Regions from separate parts of the Homo sapiens genome. Here region 2 is linked to region 1. A link is a contact called in ENCODE Hi-C or POLR2A ChIA-PET data. All regions are on one chromosome and are shown on one strand. Each heading gives the region's core, a stretch centred on a gene start or an enhancer-like site at or near the end of the contact. The rest is flanking DNA. Distances are from core to core; before and after follow the strand shown. Region 1 holds the start of PIGH (phosphatidylinositol glycan anchor biosynthesis class H). Region 2 holds the start of TMEM229B (transmembrane protein 229B).

Region 1 (7,136 bases), core at 1-2,500:
CATACGGTTTAGATAGTTAGATAGTTTCCTGCAATTAGGGCAGTCTTAATTCTGCATATTTCTATGCTAAATTACCATGCTCTGAAACACGCTTTGACAGCAAAAAAGCGAATGGATGCAGTAATGGAAACAATATCCAAGTTACAAAAATAAATAGCCCTGCTGTACTTAGCTCTGATTAGATCACTTCTGGGATAATACATTCAATTCAGGCACTACATATGAAACTAGAACTTATCCTGAAAATTAGGATAATTCTTTTTATTTGAGAGCTGTCACAAAGTTACTGCATTTAACCCTCACAATATCATGAAGCTGGTATGGCAGGCATGAATTCTATTTTAGAGATGTAGAAAATTGAGGCTCAGAGAAAACAGGAATGAATCTGGAAATTGAGCACAGCTATCACACACGTCCAAAATTTCATAAACCTTTAGAAAGTACTTGAAATTGGGGAAGGGTTTGGGAGGAGGGAGGGTTAAAAAACTCCCTTGAAAAACAGAGATTAGGAAGAACTATAACACTCTATCTATACACACAGATAAACACACACACTTGTGGAGGCAAAGACAGTTTGTGGAAGTCTACGTAAAGTATTGTTAGCAGTACTACTTTGAGGAGCAGAAGGGATGGACGAGGAAGACCCACTTAGTAGTTCCTTGAACTCTTGGAATTAAATTACTGCGCGCCTATACTACATAGAACACATGGCAGTTAAAGTTTTAGGCCGTCGCGCAAGAACTAGATGTATGCTGAGTGAACCCACGGAGCAGAGCACAGCCACGGAAGGGGAATGTACTATCCAGGAGCACACATTTCACTAAACGTCATTTAAAGAGCTGTCCAGCAGCGGAATATCGTCCCCAGAACCCGTGAGTTCCCGCCCTCCTGTCCTATCACTGTAGGAGGGGCCGACCAGAGGTCCGGGCTCGACCAAAGACCCCAAAGACCCTCCCAAAGCCGAACCCCCTCCTTCGAGCGCGGGGAGGGGCCGACTTGCCATTACCTCGCAGAGGGTGAAGAGTCCGTAGGCCGCCAGCCACACCGTGCAGGTGACAGCGGTGAGCGAACGCAGCGAGAGCCGAGGGCAGCTGAGGCAGAATTCCCGGCAGGACGGGGAGTAGTAGCGGCGCTGCAGCGCCAGGCGGCCGCCGCAGATATCCGAAAAGCTCCGCTCATCCTCCATGACGCCCCCACTCGGCCGCCCGCACCGCGCGGCGCTGCACTGCGCTCGCCGGCCCTGGCCGTCTCGCCCGCTCCAGACCCGCTTCCGGCAGCCGCGTCACCACGCCCCGCCCTAAGCCTGCGCAGCCTCAGTTGCGCGCCGAGAGCTCTGCTGGGGGCTGATGGTTGTGCGTTCTTCCGGGCCGGCCTTGACTGTCTTCGAAAAAACCTCGTCGGGGCAATAGTTAAGTGGAAAGATTAAAATCGTTTTTAGACCGGGCGCGTTGACTCAGGCCTGTAGTCCAGCACTGGGAGGCCAAGGCGGGAGGATCGCTTGAGCCTGGGAGGTCGAGGTTGCAGTGAGCGGAGATCATGCCCCTGCTCTCTAGCCTGTGCGAGAGAGCAAGACCCTGTCTCAAAACAAACCCACAGTTTGTTTTTGTTTTGAGACGGAATGGCGCGACGTCGGCTCACTGCAACCTGCTTCCCCCGGGTTCAAGCGATTCTCCTGCCTAAGCCTCCTGAGTAGCTGGGATTACAGGCGCGCGCCACCACGCCCTGCTGATTTTTGTATTTTTAGTAGAGACAGGTTTCACCATGTTGGCCAGGTTGGTCTCAAACTCCTGACCTCAGGTGATTCGCCCGCCTCGGCCTCCCGAAGTGCTGGGATTACAGGCGTGAGCCACCGCACCCAGCCCAAACCCACAGTTTTAATCATGCTTTTGCTTGGCAAGCCGATTTCTCTAAGCCAGAGTGAGCCGCAAGGAGAGCCCACGGGTATTCATTTCACTTACTCTTTTCCTGTGCCGGGTAGTTTGAGGTGCTTGAGGATGCAGCAGTGAACGATGTTGATGACAGTCTCTGCCCTCGGGCAGCTTCCTTTCTAGTAGGAGACAATATGGAAATAAGAGAGTATCGTTGGCAATACTATGCTGACTGGCAGGGATGGACTGAGGACTTTACATAGGGCAGTCAGGCGAAGTCTCTAAGTAAGAGGACACTGAGTTACAAGGGTGACGAGCCAGACAGGACTGAAGGAGCTCTGGAGGAGGAATTTGCCAGAAAGAAAGACCAGGAAAGGCAAACCCCTCGAAGTTGGAACAAGCTTGGCTTAATGAAATAATCAAAAGGCGAGAAAGGTTGGTGTGTGGGGAAAACAGTTGGAAGCTGGGGAGGCAGGTAGGGGTCAGATCCAAGAGGGTCTTGTAGGGTCTGGTAAGGAGTTTGGATTTCACTGCCTGGGAGTTCTGTCTCCCAAATGACTGCTTGGACCGTGGTAGACAGGCAAGACCTGGCTGGGAATTAAGCAGGAGCGGGAGATGCAGAAGAAATGGATAATAAAATTACTAAACTCATGAGTAATAGTGGCCTATGAGTTCCATTTTTACTTCTGATGTGGCCCAGGAGTGGCTATGTGGACTGTCAAAACACTTGTGATGGGCTGGGCATGGTGGCACATGCCTGTAATCTCAGCACTTTGGGAGGCTGAGGAGGGCAGATCACTTGGGTCAGGAGTTCAAGATCAGCCTGGCCAACATGGTGAAACCATCTCTACTAAAAATACAAAAAAATTACCTGGGCATGGTGGAGCATGCCTGTAATCCCAGCTGTTCGGGTGGCTGAGGCAGGAGAATCACTTGAACTTAGGAGTTCAAGACCAGCCTGGGCAACAGAGCAAGACTGTGTCTATATTCATTTAAAAAAAAAAAAAGATCCATGGCATAAAGGTCTCACCAGCTTTAAGTCTCTCTGATGAAAGGTTCCGTTTCTTCATCTTCATTCAGAATTTTATTTCCCTTTCTTTTTTCCTAAAGGATTTCTTCAAGCACTTCTTTATTTTTCTAGTTTTATTTCTGTGCCCCGAATCTGACAATTAATACACTCCTTTTATTAGTCCGTTTTCACACTGCTATAAAGAACTACCTGAGACTCGGTAATTTATAAAGAAAAGAGGTTTATTGACTCACAGTTCCACATGGCTGGCAAGGCCTCAGGAAACTTACAATAATGGTGGAAGGCAAAGGGGAAGCCAGGCATGTCTTACATGGCAGCAGGAGGGGAGTGGGGAAGTGCCACATTTTTAAACCGTCAGATCTCGTGAGAGAACTCACTCAGCATCACGAGACCAGCATGGGGGAAATCCGTCCCCATGATCCAATCACCTCCCACTGGGTCCCTCCCCTAACAAGTGGAGATTACAATTTGACATGAGATTTGGGTAGGCACAGAGAGCCGAACCATATCACCCCTTTTACTATTGCATATATCATGTGTTTTATAATTATAAAAGTGATATTTGCTTATTGTGGAAAATTTGAAAAATACAGAAAAGAAAAAAATGTAAACCACCCATATTTCCATCACTCAGAGATAAGTACTGTTAATGTTTTGGGGAAGCCTGTAGTCCTGGAGTTCTTAACTTGGGCTCCACGGATAGAATCAGTGTTTCATTTTTAGTTTCATTAACTTCTAATTAAAATTTAACATTTCTTTTGATTATGAATATGGGCAACAAACTAGTATTAGTAGAGCTTGTGATTTTTGTCACTGACAGAAATCACAGATATTTTCTTTTCACAATAATTGTTTCAAAATGTCATTTCTAGTCATTGCTACTTCAAAATTGCAGTAATTATTAAACCCATCACTAGCTATTATTATTTAATGTGTCAATAAAGAGAAACATATCACTGTAACACATTTTTAAAATATTTTGATAACCATATTTTAATTTAGTTGATTTTCTTAGAAGTCCTATGTATTTATACATTTTAAAGCATTATTATAATAAAGGGTCCATTCATTTCGCCAAACTTCCAGAGGGTCTACAATACAAAAGGTACCTGTACAGGCTAAGAAGTTTCTTTTCTTTTTCTTTCTTTCTGGTTTGTTTTGTTTTGTTTGAGGCAAGGTCTTGCTCTGTCACCGAAAGCGGAGTGCAGCAGTGGTACGGTCATGGCTCACTGCAGTCTCAACTTCCTGGGCTAAAGAGATCCTCCCACCTCAGCCCCTCAAGTATCTAGGGCTACAGGCACACTCTACCACATCAGGCTAATTTTTGCATATTTTGTAGAAATGGCATCTCACTATGTTTCCCAGGCTATTTTCAAACTCCTAGGCTCGGGTGATCCTTCGGCCTCAGCCTCCCAAAGAGTTGGGATTACAGGCATGAGTCACCATGCCCAGCAGGCTAAGAAGTTTCACAATTATAGAGTTATAGAAAGAAAAAGGCCAAATGTACTTTACTTAATTTTTTAAAAATACTCAATTATTAGGAATAAATACTGTGGTAGTCTAAGATCTCTAAAATCCTTTTTCTTTTTAGAGAGAGGGTGTTGCTCTGTTACTCAGGCTGCAGTGCAGTGGTATAATCATAACTCATTGTGACCTTGAATGCCTGGGTTGAAGCGTTCCTGTTGCCTTGGCCTCCTAAAGTGCTGGGATTGCAGGCATGAGCCACTGCACCCAGTCACTAAAATCCTTATTACTGCTTTGTGGGTTGTTTGTTTGTTTGAGACGGAGTTTTGCTCTTGTTACCCAGGCTGGAGTGCAATGGCACAATCTTGGCTCACCACAACCTCCGCATTCCAGGTTCAAGCGATTCTCCTGCTGAGGTCAGCCTCCCAAGTAGCTGGGATTACAGGCATGCGCCACCATGCCCAGCTAATTTTGTATTTTTAGTAGAGATGGGGTTTCTCCATGTTGGTCAGGCTGGTCTCAAACTCCTGACCTCAGGTGATCTGCCCGCCTCAACCTCTCAAAGTGCTGGGATTATAGGCGTGAGCCACCGCTCCCAGCCCTGCCCTTGTTTTTTGTTTTTGTTTTTTTTTTGAGACAGTCTTGCTCTGTCGCCTAGGCAAGAGTGCAGTAGCACAATCTCTACTCACTGCAACTTCCACCTCCTGGGTTCAAGCGATTCTTGTGCCTCAGCCTCCCAAGTAGCTGGGATTACAGGCGCAAAGGTTTTAGCTTTCTTACTGGGATGGATAGGCAAAGAATGTCTGTTCCATCTTTCAGAAATGGAAGTCTCCTCATCTGTCCATTTAAGGAAATGTTTTAATTGAGGTATATCCTCCAAGCAGTAAAACAGTCTGTGACTTACTTTTCCATACTCTAATGGTGTCTTTTGATGAACAGAGGTTTTAATTTTCATAAAGTCCAATTTATCAATCTTGTCTTTTATGGCTAGTGTTGTATAATATTTTGTCCTGTTTAGGAAGCTTTGCCTGTCTTGCGGGCATGGTGGCTCATGCCTATAATCCCAGCACTTTGAGAGGCTGAGCCAGGAAGATCGTTTGAGCTCAGGAGTTCCAGAACATGCTGGGCAACATAGCGAGACTCTGACTCTACCAAACAAAAAACAAAAAACAAAAAGCTGGGCATGGTGGCACAGCTACTAGGTACTAGGGAGGCTGAGGCAGAAGGGTTGCTTGAGCCCAGTAAGCCCAGCTTACTGTAGGAGGCTACAAAAAGCTGTGATCAAGCCACTGCATTCCAGCCTGGGTAACAGAGCGAGAAAAAACAAACAAAACAACAACAACAAAAAAAACTTTGCCTATCTTTTTTTTCCCTAGAAGCTTAATTATTTTACCTTTCATATTTAAGCCAATGATCCATTTTGAACTAATTTTTGTTTGTAGAGGTTAAGGGTCATTTTGTTTCCCAGCAGCACGTGTTGAAAAGACTACCCTTCCCCCCTAATTGAGATAGTGCCTTTGTTGTAAATAGGTGACCACAAATTTCTCGGTCTATTTCCACACTCTCTATTATGTTCTGTTGTTCTATTTTGTCTTCCCTTGTGCTAATAGCAACCTGTCTCAATTACTGTAGCTCTACAGTAGGTCTTGATTTCTCATACTGTTAAGTCTTTCAACTTTATACCTTTTCTTCAAAATTGTATTGGCTATTATAGGGTTTTTGTATTTTCACCAAAAATTTTGCTTGGATTGTACTGAATCTATCAATCAATCTAAGGGAGAATTGACATCTTAACTATGCCGCATGTTCCAATCCATGAACCTGGCATCTCTCCATTTATTGAAGTCTTCTCTAATTTCTCTCAGCAATGCTTAACAATTATTTGCACATCTTTCATTAGACCTCATTTGTAGGTATTTGATGTTTTCTGATATTCTCATAAATGATGTACATTAAAAATTTATTAACTCTCCCTTTTTATTTATTTATTTTTAGAGACACCATCTCACTCTGTCACCCAGGCTAGAGTCCATTGGCACAAATATCAGCTCACTATAACTTCAAATTCCTGGGCTCAAGGTATTCTCCCACCTTGGCCTCCCAAAGTGCTGGGCTTACAGGCATGAGCTATTGTACCCAGCCTTGCCACTCTCTTTTTAGTAAGATGTGTTTGGTATTTACCTAACATCAAATTGAAATTTTATAGAACAAAATACATCCATAATCCTGCCACCTAAGTATTTCCTCTTTACAAAAGCTCCTATGTCATATAAAATTTATATTAAATAAATTTATATGCTTCTCTCATATTAATTTTTTTTTATACATAGTCTCGCTTTGTTACCTAGGCTGGAGTGCAGTGGTGCAATCTTGGCTCACTGCAACCTCTGCCTCCTGGGATCAAGCAATCCTCCTGCCTCAGCCTCCCCAGTAGTTGGGACCACAGGTGCGCACCCCCATGTCTGGCTAATTTTTATATTTGTAGTAGAGACGAGGTTTTACCATGTTGCCCAGGCCGGTCTCAAGCAACCTGCCAGTCTCAAGCAACCTGCCTGCCTCGGCCTCCTAAAGTGCTGGGATTACAGGTGTGAGCCACCGTACCTAGCTTATTAGTATATATTTTGTATACTTTTTCTCATGTTAATGTGTGCTTTGTTGTCAGCCATTAACCTAGCAATGGAAAGAAAAAATACTTATTTTTCCCCGACATTAATCTACCATAGTTTACTTACTGTCACCCTGTTGTTCTCATAGCCAGTGAAAATGGCTAGTAA
Region 2 (7,136 bases), core at 2,937-5,436, 110 kb before region 1:
TCACACATCTTAGAGAAAGTCACTATTAATGGTATGTTGTGTAGTCATCCGGATTCAATTTTATTTTTTAAAAAGCCAATCCATGCATCATAGAAGAAGCATTCATAGGCCGGGCATGGGGGCTCACACCTGTAATCCCAGCATTTTGGGAGGCTGAGGCGGGAGGACTGCTTGAGCCCAGGAGTTTGAGACCAGCCTGGGCAACATAGTGAGACCTCATTTCTAATAAAGAAAAAAAAAGAAAAAGCACTCATAATTCTGAACTAACAGCGATTACCATTTCTCCTTTGCAATATTTTCCTATGTGTGTATTTTACAAGTCACCATAATATACTTATTCTGCAACCTGCCATTTTTACTTGTCATAACTGTTTTTCCAAGTTGTTATATAGCCTCTGTGCTCATTATTATAATGGCTGTGTAATATTCCAGCAAGCGGAAAACTGTAATTTACTTAACCTAGATGTCCAAAGGGAACAGTTGTTTCCCATTTCTACTACTACAGATGATATAACGAGAATTACCTTTAATGCCTGTAATGGAAGAATTCAGCCCTTTTCTTCTCTGGTACTATTTCCTAATAATATATCTTAATGGATAATTCCAGAAGGAGAATCACTGAACCAAACGGTACAACAGCCTTAAGGCTGATGGCATAAATTGCTCTGGGGAGATGTGCCTCCCATCTGAGGAACGACGTTCCCACAGAGGCACCCATGGCCATCTCTTTACCCCCAACTCCCCTCCTACAGTCTAGGCTTGCTCACACCACCCTGGCTACAAATCAACTCAAGAACACACTTCCTGAGAAACTCTCCAGTCAAACTGACTTTGTAAGCCCAGGCTGAGTGGAAAACAGATTCTGGCCCTGAATTATAAACTGTCAACTAGGAGAGTCAAGATCTACCTAAAGTGGAAAAAGACCTGATTACCCCTTTTCTACTCCCTGCAAATTCCTGCATGGAATCTGAAGCTCTGGGTTCCCATGGACCAGCCTAGGAACTCCAAAAAAAGCTTGTCTGTTCAAGATTGCAAAAGCCCAGCTCTGCCTGCCATGCCTTCTGGGGAGCTTCCTTCCTGCAGGCCTCTGATCCCACCAGGCTACGGGCCCTGCACAGACATAACAGCCTTCAGGCCAGACAGGCCTCTGGGGGTTGGGAAAGCAGCCAATTGTCATTTTTTAAGGCATCATCAAGGAAAAGCCAGGGGCTGAGGCTGGAAAGAAAGGCCTGTGAGGACAGGCAGGGCTGTGCAGTTAGGAGCCTCTCACCCTACCTCGAGCTTGTCTCGCTGAGGAGGAGATGCTGCTGCTGATATGTGACAAAAGCAAGAGGACATGCTCCTCCAGATCCCCTGGTGGTCACTCTTATGGCAGCTAAGGCTCACAAATCCCCCCACCTCCCAGGGCCCTGGATGCCCTACTCCAGGCCTCCTAGACCAGCAGCACATGCATTGCTCATGGCTTCTGGGCAGAGTCCAGTCCCAGGTGATGCATGGTCCTCACTGCACAGATCTGAAGCCTGACGGCCAAAGTAGATGCTGTTTCCCAGGTGTGAGTGCTCGCTTCACTCACGCCAGACAATCTGAATGATATGGTTTGGCTGTGTCCTCACCCAAATCTCATCTTGAATTTCCACCATGTTGTGGGAGGAACTGGGTGGGAGGTAATTGAATCATGGGGCCAGGTCTTTCTCATGCTGTTCTTGTGATAGTGAATAAATCTCATGAGATCTGATGGGTTTTTGTTTTGTTTTGTTTTGAGACAGAGTCTTGCTCTGTTGCCAGGCTGGGGTGCAATGGCACGATCTTGGCTCACTGCAACCTCTGCCTCCCAGGTTCAAGCGATTCTCCTGCCTCAGCCTCCTGAATAGCTGGGACCACAGGTGCATGCCACAATGCCCAGCTAATTTTTGTATTTTTAGTACAGATGGGGTTTCACCATGTTGGCCAGGATGGTCTCAATCTGTTGACCTTGCGATCCACCCACCTCGGCCTCCCAAAGTGCTGGGATTACAGGCGTGAGCCACAGTGCCCGGCTGATCTGATGGTTTTATAAGGGAGAGTTTCCCTGCACAAGCTCTCTTTCTGCTTGCTACCAACCTTGTAATATGTGACTTGCTTCCCCTTGCCTTCCACCATGATTGTGAGGCTTCCCCAGACACGTGGAATTAACCCTCTTTTTCTGTATACATTTTCCACTCTTACGTATGTCTTTATCAGCAGCACGAAAACAAACTAATACACTGGGTCTGGCCTGGATTTTAGAGGCCATGTGGCCATAAGACGGCTCCCGCATGTGATGGCCCAATATTGCTTGACATTCCCCTCCCATTGCCCTGTGACAGGACCTTGGATGGGGAACAGACTCAGAACTAGAACCTCCAGACTCGTGCCCATGCTGATGAGGTGCCGAGCAGGCAGGATCGCTGGGCTGGTGATCCCCTGGGTGCTTGTAACATACTCACTTATCACACCCTTGAGTGTGCAGCTCACAACAGACATCAGGATCACTGTCCAGGAGTGTCCTGGGTTAACCTTTGTTGGCTGGGCCTCAGTGCCATTCTCAGCAACGTAGGCAAGCATCAGCCCTAGGGCTCAGCTGATCCTTGGCTGGGGGGCTGGCAGCTTCCATGTGTCCCTGGGAATAAAAGAGGAGGCTTTTATTAGCTTAAACTGCCCCCAGCAGATCCAAGAAAAACATTGCAAGGGCCTGGGCTCTGGGCTCAGCACCAGACACTCATCCCACCCTGGCCACCAGGGCCCCTTCCCGGAACCTACCCCCTCCTCTTTGCATCCAGTTTGCTCAGGTCTGATTAATCCAGCCACAAAAGTCTGGGATGGTCCTGGACAATCCACATGTCCAGGGTTAGGACTTAGGGCTTCTTGCCTAAATGTGTGAACACTTGTGAATCTGAGAGGGGATATAATTTTAGAATCCAGCTCCATTCTCATTCAGCTTCAAATTACATTCTCACCTTCACCCTGTAGTGGGTACATCTGTTCTCAAGGGCGGTCAGAACCTCATGGAAGGCAGACAATGTAGGACATTCGTTTCAGCACTTTGAAAGCAGAGAACAACCACTCGTGCAGAAAAACAAAATGTGTGCTAAACCTTTCTACGTACTATTCTACCTCTCTAATATTTATTCATCTCATTTTATTATTTCACCATTATTATGGTTGAGGCCCTTCCTATGAACATCAGTAACCAGCTACAAGCTAATACAAATCTTACTTTATAATGCCCTTTGCCATGTACTTTAAAAAAAAAAATCAAGTAGAGACGGGTCTTGCTATGTTGACCAGGCTGGTCTCAAGCTCTTGGCCAACCCTCCCACCTCAGCCTCCCAAAGTGCTAGGATTATAGGCGTGAGCCACTGTGCCTGGCCAGCCATGTACAGCCATGTTTTTACTACTATCCCTAAGACTTGACTATTTAATGGAGATTCCAACATTTTTTGTTTTAATATGAAAGTGCTAAAGCTTCCCTGAAAACCCCCTGGATACAACACCATCTGCATATGCCCAAGGACAGCACTCAGGCCCAGCATGGCCCTCTGGGACAGCCCAGCCACTCAGAAGCTGAGAACAGTATGTGGCTGGGGGTGGGAGCTGGCACTCCCCTGTGGATGACCAGGCAGGATGGACCAGAGGTGCTGGTCTGTGCTGATGCCCATGTCCACCTTCCCCACTCCCCTCTGACCACCAGGGTCTCTGAGTAGAGGCCGCTTGGGCCCTTGCTCAAGCTGACAACCTGTGAGGCAGCCAGGCAGCCGAGGAGAAGTGAAAGGGCAGGAGTGGGGGAACTGAAACTCACTGTATGGTGTGGTTTTGGGGGGTGCCCCCCTGGGTCTCCCCCCGGGGCCTCTGCACTGAGAGCATCACAGTGGGCTGCTGTGCTCAGCCTTGCCTCCCCCTCCCCAGCTCCTTCACAAACGGGACCCTCCAACCCTCCCTGATCTGTCCATCTTACCGGCTTCTTCCAGCCTGCCGGATGGCGGACAGGGGTCACCTTGACACGTACCTATCACCTTGAGGAAAAGGTTTTAACGGAGCATGTCCGAACCCTCTGGGACTCTCTCTCCACCAGCACCACAAGGACCATGTGCCTGGGGAGTTCAATCCCACCTGTGGAGACTTCTCCCCACCCTAGGCCCTCAGCCACATCCACGGCACAAGTCAGAACTAAAACAGAAACAGAAACCAAAGACCACATCCTGCCGGCACAGCCTGCGGGTTACTGCAGCCAGCTCTGGGAGCCCACTGCCTGCTGAGGTGCAGCCCTGGCAGATGAAGCCCCAGCACTCAGAAAGGCTCCTTTTGAGGGCAGTGTCCCACCAGACACCTCCCACTTCCTGGTCTGCAGGCTTTTTCCCCAGGAAAAACTTAGTTGCAGGGAGGATGAGATGATGGTGCACCTCTCCCTCCAAGTGCATAAGCTGTCCCTAGGCCTCACTGACACTCCCTATCCCCCAAGAGTAGATCCCAGGGGACAGGGGACATGAGGCTCCTTTGAGGACTGCAGGACCTGAACCAGAGTTTCTTGGAACATATGAATGAATGATGAGCCCTTATAGCAACTAACATATGGATGGAACTTAGATCATCTCTCATGATTTTCTCAGGCTCCTGAGGGGCAGGAAGGGCAGAAATGGTCACCTCTATTTTAGAAATGAAAACACAGAGGGTTCAGGACATTAAGAGATTTGGCCAAATCCAAACATTTGATTCAAATCCCAGTCCTCAGCCTCCAGAATCACCCTGTCCCCATACAATGTGCCTTCGAACTGCTTCCCACCCAAATCTCATCCTTAAGGCACATGTCTGCATGCAAGGGTCTTCAAGTCAGTGTAAACTACTTAGTCCATTCCAAGTAAGCTGCTTATTTTGCAAACTTATAGCTGAGTTTGTCCATGCAGCTTCTGGTCAATATGCCTGAGACGCTGCTGGGAGCGTGAAGAAGCAGAGACCACCGGCCTGTTTCAAGCACTGTCATCTCTCCTGCCCTCCTCTGCAGCCACCATTCTGACTCCTTCTTCCAGACCCTGCTCCCTCCTCACTCCTTTGCGATGCCGTCCCACAACCTCCAGGTCATTCCATCACTGATGTTCCCAGGGGGATCTGACCATCCTTCAACTGAAACATGTCATCCCATCTTAAAATTCTTTCTATGTAGCCGGGCGCGGTGGCTCACGCCTGTAATCCCAGCACATTGGGAGGCCGAGGCGGGCGGATCACGAGGTCAGGAGATCGAGACCATCCTGGCTAACATGGTGAAACCCCATCTCTACTAAAAGCACAAAAAATTAGCCAGGTGTGATGGTGGGCACCTGTAGTCCCAGCTACTTGGGAGGCTGAGGCAGGAGAATGGCGTGAACCTGGGAGGCAGAGCTTGCAGTGATCTGAGACCACGCCACTGCACTCCAGCCTGGGCGACAGAGCGAGACTCCGTCTCAAAAAAAAAAAAAAAATTCTGTCTATGTGTCTGTTTCCCCCACCACGCTATGAATTTCTTGAGATCATAAAATTTCTGCTGGATGGATGGACAGGCAAGGTGGAGAAGGGCCCAGCTGCATTTAAATTCTTGGGCGACTGAAACATCCAATGTTACTAATCAAACATAGCAATGTCTTGTGTTTTTCTCTAATTTATAGGCCACCATCACAGATGAGCCATACATGTTGGTTTACTAAAGGCAAGGCTGTCTCTGCAGGTGAAGGAAGCAAGGAGTGTGCTCACTCTCCTTTCTCCCATCTCCAGGAGCCATTGCACCACCAGAGAATGAAGAGAGGCAGAGTGGGCGGCCTGGGTTTGCACAATACAGAAGGCATGTCCAACATCACGCAAGGAAGACTGGGGCAGGAACAGACTGTTCCAGGCATCAGGGGAGATACTGCAGCCTCCTATGTGGGCAAGGGGCCAAGCGCAGGTTCAGGTCAGAGAATAACAACTCCTGTTCTGTTATTTCTACAATGTGCTGGCACTCTCAAAAGCCACATCAGTTTTCATGCACATAGGATTCACTTCCCAAAGAGGCTACTGGCAGGAAATTCCCTTCGCACCATTTTCTCTCCTTTCCTATAACTATTTAAGGTAAGCTGGGCTTGCAGGATTGAGTCTCTGCTTCTCTGACCAGAACCTAAAAATCAGATCTCTCTCCCCGGCCCCTCATCATCTCCTTGGCCTGGAACCTAACACTGGAGCCAGAAAGCATGCAGGCAAATACTACCTCTGTTTTTTTACCCCCACTCTCCTTTTCCTTAACACTCCCCAAATCTCCCTGTAAAGGAAAAAAAGTTTTTTCCTTCTGCTCTCACACTCAAAGCAGAACACTTCTGTGACCAGATATGGGGTGGGCGTGGAGGGGGGCAGATATGCCCCCCATATCTGGTCACATTTCTCCAGCAGACACCAACTGGGTCTCCTACAGTTCATTTAAACTCTGATGCTATCTATCCTGAGATAGCAGCAGATCCCACATTCTGAGGGCTCAGTCCCACAAGACTGCCCCCACTTCAGATGCCAGTCACAAGTAGATCGTCACCTATACTTCTGAACAATTGGTTACAAACCAGGGTTCCCATGACCGCCTCCTTGGGTTCTATTAATTTGCTAGGATGGCTCACAGAACCCGGGGAAACACTTACCTTTACTGATTTATCACAAAGGGTGCAGATGAGCAACCAGATGCAGAGATGGATAGGGTGACGTATTGGGGGGTCACCCACCAGCACCGCCACATGTTCAGCCACCCAGAAACCTATCAAATCTTATTCAAGAGTTTTTATGTAGCTTGATCTCCACCCTCCCACACCTTTCTTGGAGGTTGGAGGGTGAGGCCAAATGTTCTAATCCTCTAAGCATTTGGTCTTTCTGGAGACTGGCTCCATCCTGAGGCTGTCTAGCCCCTCCACCACCCCACCACTTCCCCAGTAACTTCATTAGCATAAACTCAGGTGTTATCAAAGGTGCTTATTATGAATAACAAAAGACATTCCTTTCACTCAGGAAATTTCAAGGGTTTTAGGAGCTCTATGACAGGGACCCGGGACAAAGACCGAATACATTTCTTATTACACCGCACCCTGACCCAGGTGCCCACAAAGTAGAGAAGATGCCTAAAGGCCCACTGGGGA

What was found. A loop is a pair of places that touch in the nucleus more often than their neighbours do. ChIA-PET counts read pairs that join two places held with the same protein, here RNA polymerase II (POLR2A). Pooled maps may share reads with other maps.
Region 2: a loop to region 1 is called in a map of B cell, with 19 times the contacts of the local background. The contact joins the promoter of TMEM229B here to the promoter of PIGH in region 1. A Hi-C loop is called at or near these places in 2 of 168 maps with a recorded cell type or tissue (B cell and CD4-positive, alpha-beta memory T cell), 11 of 37 single-sample maps with no recorded cell type and 11 of 50 pooled maps. POLR2A ChIA-PET finds 5 or more read pairs at or near these places in 7 of 52 experiments (B cell, CD4-positive, alpha-beta T cell, CD4-positive, alpha-beta memory T cell and 4 more).

What each region holds. Positions count from the first base shown.
Region 1 is chr14:67,599,018-67,606,153 of GRCh38, forward strand. It overlaps PIGH (phosphatidylinositol glycan anchor biosynthesis class H), which reads right to left and starts at 1,251. Exons shown (of 4, transcript NM_004569.5): 1 at 1,007-1,251. The coding sequence starts at 1,186. It also overlaps a transcript of GPHN not described here. RefSeq lists an enhancer at 929-1,248.
Region 2 is chr14:67,484,535-67,491,670 of GRCh38, forward strand. It overlaps TMEM229B (transmembrane protein 229B), which reads right to left and starts at 4,187. Exons shown (of 3, transcript NM_001348543.2): 1 at 3,974-4,187; 2 at 2,466-2,638. It also overlaps a transcript of GPHN not described here. RefSeq lists enhancers at 3,529-3,598, 3,762-4,261, 3,899-4,318, 6,868-7,136.